2 separate regions of the Homo sapiens genome follow, and region 1 is linked to region 2. A link is a contact called in ENCODE Hi-C data. All regions are on one chromosome and are shown on one strand. Each heading gives the region's core, a stretch centred on a gene start or an enhancer-like site at or near the end of the contact. The rest is flanking DNA. Distances are from core to core; before and after follow the strand shown.

Region 1 (4,045 bases), core at 1,379-3,878, 820 kb before region 2:
GGTTTCTAAATTTACTTGCAAACAGTACTTTGATAAAATAAAAGCAAATTAAAAAATCATTGCATTACAGATAAGGAATCCTGAAGGAGGGAGTGTTGGAGAAGGGGAGGGCTCTGGAGAAGGCTGCCAGAGCAGGGGATGCCTAACCAGGCTGAAGGTGAAGAGGGGGACCCGGAGTGGCCTGCTAGGGACTCGCGGCACCGGTGAGTTTCAGATGGAGGCCCTGGTGCTTTAGAACGAGAAGAGGGCCGAGTGGCGGAAGCGCAGGCTGAGGCTCGTTACATGGGGTCCCTAGGCCGCGGTCGGGACTGTGGATTTTATTTGACGAGGAACAGGTGGCCATAGGAGGTTCTCAAGGAGGCAGCTGGGATGACTTATGTTTGTAATGGACTCACTCTCTCTGCTGAGTAGGGGGCGAGGGTGGAAGCAGGGGAGTACAAGGTGATGGTGGGGTGGAGGAGGAAAAACCCTTCTTTACTGTCTTAGGGTCTCTGGCTGGGCTGAAGAATTAAACTGACATAAGGCAGATCAGCAGGAGAAAAACATACAGATTTCATTTACATGTACAAGGGAGCCCCCCCGCCTCCCGCCCAAATGACCAAGACCCAAAGAAGTGACTAGGCATAAAGGCTTTTGTACCAGGTTGAACATAGAATGGCAATTGTGTAACTAGGAAGATAAGGATTAAAAGATCTGTTCATACAGATTTCTTTTGGCCTCGACTCTCCTTATCTGGTAATGTCTTTCCTCCTCCTGGCATAGGGAGGGCGTCTTTCACAAGGCGTTTTAGCTCCTGCTTTCAGGAAGAAAAGGGGAGGTCAGAGCCCCCTTTCTGCACCTGCTGTTTCTGAAGTGCCTTTAGTGCAGAGAAATCAATATGCCAGAGTGGTGTATTCTGGGGTGGCGTGTCCTGAACCCCTTCAGTGGCCTGGCTCAGACGGGAGCCTGTGGATGGAGAGCAGTGGACGGGTTCCAGGCTGGAGCAGTAAGGCTCGGTGCTGGGGAGGTGTGTGGCAGGGGGCACACTGATGAGCATTCACTCCTTTAACCTTCGCAAGAACCCCCAGGCCAGGCAGTCAGGTGTGTACAATCTACTGAAGGAGAAAACCGAAGTTTAAGTTCAGTGCACGGCAGGGGTAGAGCTGGGGCTCAAACTCCCCTGTCCAGTCTTCAGCCCCTATACCCCAACCTGCAGGAATAAGTGAATGAATACATGAGGCTGGGTACGCCTGGGGCACAGAGGAGCGAGTGAAATCAGCAGAGGAGGAGGCCCGCGCAGGCGGCAGGAATCAAGGATGCAGTGCCAGGTGGGCTGCGGCGAGAGAGCTTTATTCTGAGGGCAGTGAGAAGCCGTGGGTAGGGGTGGGTGGTCAGTGCCATGGAAAACCCACCCTTGACCCTGAGGACACGCTCCCAGGAGCCCACCCACACCTCATGAACTTGTACGGACAAGGACAATGGGAGGCTGAGACCTGGAGCAAGGGCCTTGTCCCGGGCACAAGGCAAAGGGACGGGCAGCGTTAAGAGACCAGGCCGGCTCCGGCTGGAAGTGGGTGTGTCCTACTGTGTGCTGCCGCATGCATGGTGGCACCTCTGGATGCATTCAACTTCCAGTTCTCTGCAGTGCCAGGTACCTAGTGACAAAGGAGGTCCAGCCCTGGTCCCAGGGAATGGCCCAGTTTGGAAAGCAGCCTAGGTACAGCCTGGCACATAGTAGGTGCTCAGCCAAGACGTGTGTCCTTTTCCCTTCCGTCTCTGACTGTTCCTTTCCTTATCACTCCTGTGCTGAGGCAGGAATCAGCACAGGCAGGGGCACGGCATCCCAAGACATCTGGGCCTGTGCTCAGGACTGTACGGCAGAGTCTCTTAGACCAAAGATCAGTAAATATGGCCCACGGGGCAAATCCCACCCACTGCCTGTTTTTGTACAGCCTAGGAGCTGAGAATGGTTTTTACGGATGAACATTTGCAATCGGTTTGATGAAACACTAACTCTAAACTCCAATTAAGCAAAAGGTGATGTCTGTAAAAAGAACTCTATTCTTCTCATGAGTGGACCTACATTACAAAATACTGGCCTCAATTATTATTATTCTATTTTGAGTTTTGTCAGTTACAAAATAGTAAAAATCTGTTTTCTCACTGCACAATGATTTTGCCCTCAAAGCCTAAAATATTGGTTCTCTGTTCTGTCCTTCCACTCCTCACCCTGCCTGGGGCTCTCCAGATGTAACCAATCCCAGGACTAATGACCCCCACCCGGCCTCCCCAGTGGTCCGTGCTGCGGCCGGTGTGCCCGACTGCAGGGCTGGACTGTGGACTCCCGGGCTGGCCAGCCCCACACCCAGCCTTGCCTTGGGACACAGCTGCTGCCCCGGGGGACCTGTGCCGCAGTGGCCTCACGAGCTGCTCTGGCTACTGGCTGGCAGCCTCGGCTCCCCTGAGCACTGAGCACATTCTTCTCTCCAACTCCCTGCAGGAGCCAAGGCCAGCGGGCGTGGGTGGCTGAAATCTCCCCGGTAACAGGGTCTGCGCCCCTCCTGCTCCCTCTCCGGGCCTCCTCCCTTAACCTGCACCCCGCCCCCACCCCCCACACCTGCTCTCCGGCCCTCAGCCCCTCCCTGCTTACTCCCTCCTTCACGGGCTCCATGTCACCATCTGTGGCACAGTCCCTCTCTGTCACTCTCCCTGCCACCCCCTCATTCTCCTTCCTCCCTCCTGCCTCTCTCTGCATCTCTCCCTCTCACCCGTGTCTCCTCTCCTCTCTTTCCTTCTCGTCTTCTCCCTGTCACGCATCTCTCATCACTCCCCCTCATTCTGCCTTTCCTCCTACTCACGGTCTCCTCTCCCTCTCCCTCTCTCTCTCTCCCCCTCCCTCTTTCTCTCTCTCTCTCTTTCTCCACCTCCTCCCGACCCCCTTTCCCCTCTATTTCTATTGGCTTCTGTGTCCCTTGCTCCCCTCTTCTCTTCCTCACCCTGGGAAGCTTCTCCCCCCTATCCTTGCCCCTGCCCCCCCAGGATGTGTCCTGGAGATGGGGGGTGACGTACCAGGCTCTGGTTGGGAAGTCAGGGCCGGAGACCAGATGGGAGAGGCTCTGTGGACAGCCGTGGCCGAGGGCCTGGGAGGGAACCTGAGCCCGCAAGCGGTCTAGAAGTGGGTGCCTTGTGGGGACCCTAGTTAGGAGTGCCCTGGGGGCACCTGGGGACTGGGCAGGGAGAGGGGACAGCAGAATGATAACCAGCCTGGCGGCAAGGAGGGAAGCCCTCACCCCATGGGCAGGTAAGGAGGCTGGGGCCCGGATGATGTCCCGAAGGGTGGGGTCCTGGAAGCCCATCCTCTGCCCAGGATGAACTTGGGAGGCTGGGGCTGGGGAGGCAGAGGGTGGGGACTCCCAGGGAGGCAGGAGGGAGGCCTTCCTGTGACCTCCCGGTCGGCTGCAGGGGCAGGGGCGTTAGTCTCAGAATCTCGTGCCATGATTCTAGGATCTCGGAATCACAGAATCGCAGGCTGTCAGGGCTGGAGGGAGCCAGATGTATCATGTCGTTGGCTTCCCCAGCTCACGTGGCAGCTCTCCTGAGCTCCCCCTCCATACCCGGCACTGTGCTTGGCACGCCTCCGTTTAATCTCTGCAAACAACCCTGGGAGGTGGGTCCGCTTGTCTTCCATATGACGAAACTGAGGTGCAGCGGGGAGAAGTGACTTGCCCGAGGTCACACAGCAATTTGGCATCATCGCTGTGCAGCAGAGCCCAAGCCCCCAGCGCTGGGCCTGTAGGGTGTGCTCCTGGGATCAGGCCCCAGGCCTGGGGTGCCAGTGAGTCAGTCGGCACTGGCAAGCATAAGCCAGGTGTCTTTGGGGGGAAGGCCGAAGCATGTAGAGGACAAGCAGAGAGCCAGGGGCCATCGCCCTGCACTATTCAGGACTGTCATGGCCTTTGATCCTTCTCAGCCTGAGGCCTTCAGAGGAGCCAGTGTGGCCAGGAGGTACTGATGGTTTAGAAGTAGATAGAACTGGGTTCGAATTCTGGCTTCCCACTCTCCAGCT
Region 2 (3,904 bases), core at 658-3,157:
TGCTGGGATTACAGGCGTGAGCCACCGCGCCCGGCTGCAAAGAACTTTAAAGTTCATATCTGTGTACTTTTCTAATGTCTTTTAAGATGAATTCTCAGATAGAATTGATCAATTTACTTTCTCATCTGTATCTATAAACCTGACCAATATTGAGCATTTTTTTTTTAATTAGGTGAAAATGGCATTTTATGTTGTTTTGTTTGCATTTCTTATGGCTTTTTAAAAATAATTATTGGCCATTTATAATTCTTCTTTAAAATCACCTGTTCCTGTTTTTGGCCATTTTTATTTTGGAGTCTTTGAGGTTTTTCTTTTTCTTTTTCTTTGTTTTTTTTTTTTTTGAGGCGGAGTTATGCTCTTGTTGCCCAGGCTAGAGTGCAGTGGTACGATCTCTGCTCACTGCAACCTCCGCCTCCCGGGTTCAAGCGATTCTCCTGCCTCAGCCTCCTGAGTAACTGGGATTACAAGCATGGGCCACCATGCCCGGCTAATTATTTTGTATTTTTAGTAGAGACGGGGTTTCTCCACGTTGGTCAGGCTGCCCTTGAACTCCCAACCTCAGGTGATCCGCCCGCCTCGGCCTCCCAAAATGTTGGGATTACAGGCATGAGCCACGCGCCCGGCCGAGGTTTTTCTTATCAACTGGGAAGAGATCTTTATATATTGCTGATAGTAATTTGTCACAGAGTTGCAAAATCTTTTTTTCCCAGCTTTCTTTTGCCTTTAGAACATAGCTTTTTTCTGAAGTTAATTTGGAAGAATAGTCATGATAGCAAGCACATTCCAGTAAGAAAGAGTAATGATGAGAAATTTGCCCTCATAGATATAGAATGTATTATAAAGGTATCTTCATTAAAGCATGGTGGGATTGGCACAGGTGCACACAGAGAGATCAATGTATACAAGTCAGAAACAGCTTCAAGTATAATAGTTCTATAGGCGATGAAGGTGCCAACTAAAATCAGTGGAGAAAACAGTGTTTGGACAAGTGGCTATTACAAAAATTATCTTAGGTTTCTTCCTTACCCCAAAAATAAATTCCAAATGGATCAAAAGATTTTTCATTTAAAAATGAAAACATTTTTTATCCTCTTGTAGTGGACAGTAACAAAAAAAAAGTGCAATTTGTAACAAGTACCTGAAAGGATGTATGCGAGTTAATGACATGGAGGTGAAGAGAGGCTCGGAAGGGTATTCCAGGTGGAGAGAACGGCCAGAGCGAAGGTTTGGAGGCTGAAAGGCAGCAACGTGCGGATCCTAAAGAGGCAGGGTCAGGAATCGAACTCAAGACGCTCACAATGGAATCCAGGGCTGAGTCCATGCCCGCCCCCACAGGGATCATAATTATGTAAAATAGCATTTTTCCCATATATGGTACTTAATATCTGTCCTTGTGGTGGGATGACATGAGACTGAGAGCACAGCTCGCGGGGCGGGGTGTCAGAGTTCCAGACCTTCCCAGTCGGCTCCCGCAGGGCCTCGCCCCGGCCCAGGCAAGGCACCAAAACCCCGGCCCGGAGCTCTCCGCGCCCCGAGTCGCCGCCTCCTGATTGGATTCCCCCTGTGTCAATCCTTGTCCTAGAACCTGGCTGTCCGTTGGACCCGCCCTAGAGGGCGGGGCTCCCGCCTAGGAAGCGCGGGGGAAGGTGGAGCGGGTGGAGGTGGGGCGGAAAGAGGATGTTGAATCCCCACCCATCTGGCCGCAGAGGCTCCGCCCACCCCCTTTCCACAGGCCAATACGTCTGCCCATCAAGGCCAGGCGCGGCCTGCAGTGGGTGTAGCAGGAAGGGGGCGGGATTGTGCCCCAGGCTCCGCCCCGGAGCCGGCTCCCGGCTGGGAATGGTCCCGCGGCTCCGAGGGCGGGGCGGGAAGGCGGCGAGGAGCCGAGCTGGGTGCGGTGAGGCGCGCAGATCACCGCGGTTCCTGGGCAGGGCACGGAAGGCTAAGCAAGGCTGACCTGCTGCAGCTCCCGCCTCGTGCGCTCGCCCCACCCGGCCGCCGCCCGAGCGCTCGAGAAAGTCCTCTCGGGAGAAGCAGCGCCTGTTCCCGGGGCAGATCCAGGTTCAGGTGAGCGAGCCCCACCGCGGTCCCGCCCCGGGCAGGCGGCGGCGGGCGGGCGGGGGCGAGACGCGCTGCCGCCAGGCCGACTGGTGGTTCTTGGGCTCAGTGCGGCCCGCCACCCGCGCGGGCGGGGGCGAACGCCGGCGGCTCAGGGCCCGGCACCGCATCCTTCCCAGGGGGACCGGGACCCCCACGCGGGCGCTCGGGGAGGGCGCCGGCAGCAGCGAGGCCTAGGGGTGCAGGGGCGGCCTCGGGACCCGGCGCTCCCCGGCGCCCCCCGTGTCCCCCGGCGCGGTCTCAGGACTGGGCACTGGAGCCGACCTCCCCCAGCCGCTGGGGCACGCGCCCCGCCCTCGCCTCGCCCAGGCCCGACTCGGGCAAACTTTTTAACCCCTTCCGGGAGCCGCGGCCCCTGGGACGCAGCCTCACGGGTTGGGAGCCCGGGGCAGCCGCTCCCGTGGAAGTTTCTGGCGTCTGAGGCACGGAGGTAACGGGCAGCGGGCACCGTTTGGCAGCTGTCAGGGCGTCCTCCTGAGTCAGAGTCGGACCGTCCCGCTGCAGACCTTGCACCCGGCCCGGTTTCCGCCTCCGCGGCCGACTTCCTCATTCGCCCGCTGCCGTCGGACTGGTCGGGGAGGGCCCGGGGGAGGTGCGGCGGCTGCCCGGACAAGGGGGACCCGGCGGGGACCCGGGCGCGAGACAGGAAGGGCCACCCCCAGTCCCTGCTCCAGCCCTCGACCTCCGACTTCTGATCCTCGGGGGAGGGAGGCCCGGAATGCAGCAGCCGTCGGGGCCGCCCAGGCGTGCACCTGATTCCACCGCACCCAGGGGCCATCCCGTCTGGGCGGGGTGCGGGGGCAGCTAGCTCTGCCGTTACGAGCAGGCCTGGGCGATTGCATCTTTCCTGTTTGAGCCAAATCGGAGTTTTCTATTCTCCACTCCACGCACCCGCTTCCCTGTGCTGGGGTCCTCACCCCATCCTGTTCTGGGGCCACGCACAGGAGACAGGACTGCGGCACCCTCATTCTCCAGGGAAGCCCCGCTGTTTCAAACTGAGACTCAGCACCCCCAGCACTAGCTTGCCGGCTGTCCTGTGGTGGGGGGCAGGGTGAGCGCACGGCCCCACCCAGCCGGTGTGGAGAGAAGACTCCTTGGGAAGTCCCAGGTCGTAGAGGCAGGCGGCTGTCTCCACCGGGCAGTTGAGAGGCCCAGCCACTTCTCGGTTCACTGCGCCCTTTTCTGGGTTTAACAGGATTTCAAAGTGACTGATGAGTAACCGTGGAAAGGGAAGAGAGCCTTAGCTCCTTCTCCGTGCAGCGCAGCACTGTGGCCATTCTAACTACACTGTCTGGGCCAGTGTTTGGCTCACCTGATGGCTTAGGAGTCCCTTTTTGGTAAGGAGGGAGGCCTTTTGAGACAATCACTCAATTAATAATAGTCAGTTTATATACAAGGCTGCTATGTGTGGGGGAAGGGGACACAGATGTGTAATTGAGCAAATATTTAACTGCCCTCTCTGTGCCAGGGACTCTGCCAGGTGGTGGGGGGGTGGGAGGTTGAGTAAGACCTGGCCCGTGCCCATGGGCACTTAGGGGAGAACTGAGACAAATCTGTAGATGAGTCTAACGTGAGGTAGAGATGACAGGGACCCCGGAAAGGTACTGTGAGTCATGGGGATTGGGAGAAGGGAGCCAGACTGCCCTGTGAAATCCCCGGGGCCCTGCCTCTGCCCTTGGGGAGTTTACAGTCCTCAAGGGGAAAGTGGCAGAACCAGTGAAATACAAAGGCAGCCTGTGATGTGTGTCCCAAGTATGCCATAGACAAAGGACTCAGGAATTTCAAG

What was found. A loop is a pair of places that touch in the nucleus more often than their neighbours do. Pooled maps may share reads with other maps.
Region 1: a loop to region 2 is called in a map with no recorded cell type, with 2.8 times the contacts of the local background. The contact joins the promoter of SSTR3 here to the promoter of MYH9 in region 2. A Hi-C loop is called at or near these places in 3 of 37 single-sample maps with no recorded cell type and 8 of 50 pooled maps.

What each region holds. Positions count from the first base shown.
Region 1 is chr22:37,211,060-37,215,104 of GRCh38, reverse strand. It overlaps SSTR3 (somatostatin receptor 3), which reads left to right and starts at 2,628. Exons shown (of 2, transcript NM_001051.5): 1 at 2,628-3,280. RefSeq lists an enhancer at 2,810-3,789.
Region 2 is chr22:36,385,970-36,389,873 of GRCh38, reverse strand. It overlaps MYH9 (myosin heavy chain 9), which reads left to right and starts at 1,907. Exons shown (of 41, transcript NM_002473.6): 1 at 1,907-2,067. It overlaps MYH9-DT (MYH9 divergent transcript), which reads right to left and starts at 1,280. Exons shown (of 3, transcript NR_183573.1): 1 at 1,139-1,280. RefSeq lists enhancers at 1,596-1,890, 3,514-3,563, 3,321-3,904 and silencers at 1,684-2,263, 2,294-2,373, 2,654-2,883.